Regions from separate parts of the Homo sapiens genome. Here region 2 is linked to region 1. Evidence: chromatin loops called from intact Hi-C (ENCODE). Cell type or tissue: ovary. All regions are shown on one strand. Each heading gives the region's core, and the rest is flanking DNA. Links, peaks and the distances in the headings are about the cores only. Region 1 holds the start of TRIM72 (tripartite motif containing 72). Region 2 has its middle 13 kb from the start of KRABD5.

What was found. Hi-C counts contacts between places; a loop is a spot of excess contacts. Peaks named below come from ENCODE experiments on the same cell type or tissue, not always from the same donor. Only the 100,000 strongest peaks of a DNase experiment are listed, where the experiment ranks them.
Region 2: a loop joins it to region 1, with 5 times the contacts of the local background. A loop is called at or near these places in 3 of 110 quality-filtered maps.

What each region holds. Positions count from the first base shown.
Region 1 is chr16:31,214,003-31,216,864 of GRCh38, forward strand. It overlaps TRIM72 (tripartite motif containing 72), which reads left to right and starts at 117. Exons shown (of 7, transcript NM_001008274.4): 1 at 117-295; 2 at 730-1,126. The coding sequence starts at 737. It overlaps PYDC1 (pyrin domain containing 1), which reads right to left. Exons shown (of 2, transcript NM_152901.4): 1 at 2,741-2,862; 2 at 1,960-2,155. The coding sequence ends at 2,757. RefSeq lists enhancers at 1-523, 524-1,438, 2,354-2,862. In ovary, for the core only: no CTCF peak of the experiment used is centred there; DNase peaks (open chromatin) are centred at 1,609, 1,669, 2,179 and 2,810; H3K4me3 peaks cover 762 bases.
Region 2 is chr16:31,698,939-31,701,838 of GRCh38, forward strand. It overlaps the pseudogene CLUHP3. Among named protein-coding and RNA genes, the nearest start is that of KRABD5, 13 kb to the right of the region's middle. RefSeq lists silencers at 1,479-1,618, 1,879-2,028. In ovary, for the core only: no CTCF peak of the experiment used is centred there; a DNase peak (open chromatin) is centred at 1,593; H3K4me3 peaks cover 1,083 bases; H3K27ac peaks cover 630 bases.

The sequences.
Region 1 (2,862 bases), core at 363-2,862:
GGACTACTCAGCCCTCACTTTTAGAACGGTTTCCGGAAGTGATGGGAGGGATTGGGCAGGGCAGCTAAATATAGTCCTGGGGCCATGGCTCAGTCTGGGAGGGTCTTCCGCTGAGCACTGTGTGCCCATCACGCGTGGTGTCCACTGCCAGCTGCCCCTGTGAGTCCCTGTCCTTGCTTGGAGCCTGCTGCTTGTCTCAGATCCTTGGACCCAGCCCTGACCCCAGTCCAGCTAAGCTCAACCCTGACCGGTCCTCCTTCGAGACTCTTTCAGCCTAAGATCTCCAACCAGACCTGTGAGTCCCGTGGGCTGGAGAGAGGGGGAGGGGAGGTCTGGGTATCTTGGTAAAGTGAGGGAGGGGAGTCTCGGAGTGGGGGCTCTGGAGAATTTGGGTCCGGGACTAAGGTCAGAGGCTGAGGCCTGGGGCTAAGGCGAGGGCAAGGACAGTGGGCTAGAATCTGGGCTTGTGTTCAGGAACTGGGGTTGACTGATAGGGCATATTTTTGGGGTTGGAGCTGAGAATTGCAGTGGAGGCTGCTTTTGGGCCTGAGACCGAGTTCCTCTTTCCCCTTGGCCGTCAGAGTCCCATCCAGTGTAGGATGTGAGGTCTTTACAGGCTGGGGCTTCTCCCTGCGGGGCGGCGGGCCCGGCCTGGGCTAGGGCTGGGCCAGGGCTGGGCCGGGAGCGCGGCGCCGCGGGGTCCCCCTAACCTACTCCTCCTCCACCCAGGCCCGCCATGTCGGCTGCGCCCGGCCTCCTGCACCAGGAGCTGTCCTGCCCGCTGTGCCTGCAGCTGTTCGACGCGCCCGTGACAGCCGAGTGCGGCCACAGTTTCTGCCGCGCCTGCCTAGGCCGCGTGGCCGGGGAGCCGGCGGCGGATGGCACCGTTCTCTGCCCCTGCTGCCAGGCCCCCACGCGGCCGCAGGCACTCAGCACCAACCTGCAGCTGGCGCGCCTGGTGGAGGGGCTGGCCCAGGTGCCGCAGGGCCACTGCGAGGAGCACCTGGACCCGCTGAGCATCTACTGCGAGCAGGACCGCGCGCTGGTGTGCGGAGTGTGCGCCTCACTCGGCTCGCACCGCGGTCATCGCCTCCTGCCTGCCGCCGAGGCCCACGCACGCCTCAAGGTGCGGGATCCGCGCGCATCGTGGTCGGAGGGGCTGTTCGGTGGCACGGGGCCGATGGGGAGGTCGCTGCAGTGATTTGGATTCTGAGTCTCTAGAGAGGCTCACGAGCTCCTGGAGTTGCGGGGGGCGGGGGCGGGGCGAAGCAGCCAGGAAAGAGGGTCTGAGGAGCTTAAGGCGGGGCTGGCAGAGGAAAGCCGCGCAGGGATGGAGCCTGGCGATAAGGGCGCTGAGCAAACGTAGGTTTCCCGGCCTTAGTCCCTAGAGGAAACTGGAGATGGGCGGGCGGAGCCCCAGGGCGGGTCTGATGGGCCGGGCGGAGCCAGGCGGAGCAGGGACTGACCAGCCCCTGCGGCCCACGCTCGCATTCCTGCACCCGGTGGGCCGTTCGGGCTGGCTCCCTGCTCGGCGCTGGCCCACTTTGGACTGGAGGCGCGGCGTTCGGGACCGAGCCAGGCGGCCGGGGCAGGGTTGTCCCCTTGTGCTCAGCGGAGGCCCACGCACCCCTGAAGCTGCGGAACTTGGGCTGGCCTGACGGTCCCCAGGCGGGGCCTCACCAGAAGGGAGACTGTAAGGGCTAGGCAGCCGGGATCTGCACTTATGTGTGCGGGCCCAGGGTGGCACCGAGAGCCCCGTCCAGGATGTTTTTCTGGGTGGAGCTGGAAGTCCCGAAAGCCTTGGGAGCCCACACGCAGTTGTGCGCGTCCCGAAGTACCCAGCAGAGACACCCAGACAGAGGCAAATAGAGACGAACGCACACTGGCTGGTGCGTGTCATCCGTGTGGCAAAAGCACACACGTATAGCTACCGGCGGGCACGTGTGCGCGCAGCCCCAGTAAAGTCTGCCATGAATATTTATTGGGCAGTGGAAGAATAAATGACAGGTGCAGGGGCTGGAGGAGGCGGGGTCTGGAGGCACGGAGGCGTCCTTGGTCCCCGAGGTGGAGACACTGCTGTTGTCTTACGCGACTGGTGCGCGCGTGGGGCTGGCTTCACAGGCGTTGCATTACTCCTTTTGCCTTGACCCGCCTCCTAGAAGGGGTAGACCACCGTCCTTTCGTTGGTATTCGAGGCCCCCAGACTTCCCAGGGACCCAGCCTCTCAGTCCTGCCTGGCCCAGTTCAGCCCAGTCCTAGCTGGTGGTCTCCTAGCTCAGGGCAGGAGCCTCCTCCCGGGACCCCTCCCATCCCAGCACACCTGTGCTTAAGACCCCAACCTCAGGGCAACCCGCTCGGATCCCCTTCCATGCTGTGGAAGCTTTGTTCTTTTGCTCTTTGCAATAAATCTTGCTGCCGCTAAAAAAAAAACAAAAAACAAACAAACAAAAAAAACCCAACCTCGCCCAACCTTGCCCGTCTTTATCTGCGAAGAAAGCACAGAACCCATGAAACGGAACAGGGCCCAGGCAGCCCAGGAGCCTGGAAGGGGGCAGTGGGGCGAGATGCAGCCCACCAGGGTTCGCGGCAGCCCAGCCCTTCGCCCCCGGGAGGGGCTGGCCGGAGGTCTGAGGGAGGACCCCAGGAGGGACCCTGAAGGAGGGGAACAGGAAGGCTCTGGGCGGGACCTGACGCGTGGGTCCTTGGCGAGGAAGCGGGGTTGGGTCCCGAGATCACGTACCAGCTCAGAGTGGCCCTCACGCAGCCCGCTGCAGCCGTGCGGCCTCCTCCAACATGCGCATGTCGCGCAGCACGGCCACGACGAGCTCGGCTGCGTAGTCCTCGTAGTAGGAGGCGACCAGC
Region 2 (2,900 bases), core at 175-2,674, 480 kb after region 1:
TAGAAAGCTATCAATATGGCAATGTGACAGTTTGGGGTCTAGGGACATAAGGCCTTGAATGCTTCTGCTTTTTCTTTTAGAACCCTGCCATCTCCATGAGAACAAGCACATGTTAGCCTGCTGGAGGATGAGATCCCACTGGGGAGGAAAACCAAGGTGCCCCAGCTGACACCCAGAAGCAGAGCCACTTAGTCAACCAGCAGCTGACCACACACGCCTGAAGGAGCCCAGCTGAGACCAGAAGAATGGCCCAGTTGAGTCCAGCCTAAATGACTGACCATCCCAATCATGAGCTAATAAGGTTTAGGGTGGTTTTTAATGCAGCAATAGCTAACTGATACATACACCTGCAGTCAGGTTGCCAGGATTCAAATGACAGGTTGGTCACTACTTGTTGTTACCTGGCAAACAGAAGGCACTGTATAAGGTATTGATTTGCTTTTCCCTTTATTTAAAGTGGGGCCTCTTGTTGGATAGGGATAAATTATACAGAAATGCATGTTGACATGCTTGGTGCTTAAACTCACACAGTCCCCACACCATAGGAGGAAACAGCCCGCCATAGCCTAACCATCAGGGCCAAGGGCAAATTGCAAAATAAAAAAAATTTGCTTTTATTCCCTCCACATCCAAACTTTGGAGGTCAAGGCTGTAGACAGATCTGAAGTCAGGGGTTTCCTCCTGAAGCCTGACACTCTTCATTCACTGTCTGACCTTTGGAAGGCTGAGGGAGCCCTGCCCAGAAGCAGGTGGGCAGCAGTGGTCGACCTGTGGACACCTCCTGACTGCAGCCCTGGCTCTCTCACTGGGCACTGCCTCTCCCACCCTTGGGCATGAGGAAAGAGATGGGCAGGATGAGGGTGTTCGCTCTCGTCTGGCAGGAAAGGGGGTCCAGGCCCTCGATTTCCCTGAGGTTAGACGCGCAAGTGCCCTCAGATCTGCTCTTCAATGCGGAAGCCACTGCCCACGTGGGGCTGCTGAGCTCTTTGGATAGAGCTGGTTGGAACTGAGATGTGCTAGAAGTTTAAATACAGAGTGACTTTACAAGATTTAGTACCCCAAACTTAAGAAGCATTCTCTGGTGGTCTTCATTAATAATTTCATATTGCTCACATATTTGAGTGATAATATTTTGGATATATCGGGTTAAGGTATTACCATCAATTTTACCTGTTTTCCTTTCATGATGCCACTAGGCTACTGTAAATGACACATGCGGCTCAATTTTATTCCTATTGGACATTTCTGACTTAGAGGACTCCCTCCATTTTCAAATCTCATGCTGCCTCCACAAGGGACCAGAGGCCATGAAGGTTATGAAATCTGAAATTTTAAAAGAATCGTTATTATATAATTTTCAATTTTACATATTACCTATATTACTCATAAATTGATATAATCTTATGAGCAAAGTTAAATACCAATGTCCGGAGCAGCCCCAGGTCCCAGCACAGGGAGTCAGCCCTGCCTGAAAAGGGCTGCAGACAATCATTCATTCAGGCCTCATTCAGCCACACCTGTGATCGCATCTCCTGTCACTCGGGGGTAAGGGGGCGGGACCTGGAGCCCTATCCATTCAGCGGCGCCGTTGTCGAGCCTGTCCAATCAGGCGCGCAGCCGAAAAAGGGGGCGCACTTCCTGTGTTCTGGGCTGGCCTTTTCCTCTCCCAGGTGCGCTTCCCTGCTTGATCTGTGTACCCTGCTCTTTCTCCTTCATTCCGCAGCCTCCTTTGCCCTGTGACCTGCAGGTACTGGACGGTCCCTAGAGAGGATACCGGGACGCTCCTGAAGCCGCGAGATGGTGAGTCTGCGGGGCTGAGCTTCCCGAGACGCGGCAGGGGTCGGCTGGGAACCGGGCCTGCCCCTGGCGGCTCCGGGGTCGGGGCCCGGAGTCTCCTCGGTCACACGGTGCGGCTCGGCCGGCAGCTGGGACCCCGGGCGCCTCGTCCCGTCCCTGCGCGACGACCTTGGTCCTGCCTTGAGCCCTCTCTGGGCAGTTTCGCGCCCGCAGCCCCGTGTCTCCCCGCGTTGTGCGGTGATGACGGGAGGGGCCGTAGGGGAGAACCCCGGCTCGGGGTTCGGGCGTGGGAGGAGCTGTGGTCCGTGGGGTCCGTAGTCCTTTCTTTCTTTTGTTAAAAATTAAACTGAGGTTTGGTTAAAACGTTAAAGATTTTATCTGAGCAAATAACGACCCGTGAATCAGGAAGCCACAACCATGGATTGTGGTTTGGGGTCCACCGGAGGGGCTTGAAGGAAAGGGTTTAATAAGATGCATGAGGAAGCAAAGCCAATTCAGTAATTGATTGGCTACAATTACGTAGTCCCCTTATTTGAACTGTCCAGGCGGAAATTCCCTGATTATGTAATCAAAGGTTAATTGGTGGTTTGTGGTTGGTTAAGAGTGTTTTCTTTTCCTTTAAGTTATTTCTAAGAAATGCATGAGTTACGTTTTGGTTTTCTTAGGTAGAAACCCAGGGCACTACAGCCACTTCAGTCAAATTGCCTCCCATTTAATTATTTTAACACCCCACAGGGGGACTGATTTTCCCTGCATTTTCCAAATCTATGGCAAGGAGGGTCTCAAATCCACCACCCTGTTCCCCCAACCTAATTCTTCTAAGGCTTTCAGTAAAATTCTAAATTTTCACTTCCTTCTCCTGATTCTCAACTGCCAGCTTCCCCTCTGCAATTCACAACGTTATCAACTATTTGCTCTTTATTGTAGATTTCAAGCAGATGCAGCCTGACCATTAGGGCCAAGGCCAAATTGCAAAAAAAAAAAGAAGTTTGCCTTTATTCTACTCCATCCACATCTAAACTTTGGAGGTCAAGGCTGTGGACAGATCAGAAGACATAGTTCCCTCCTTCTGGGGCTCCACATCCTTCATTCACTGATCTCTG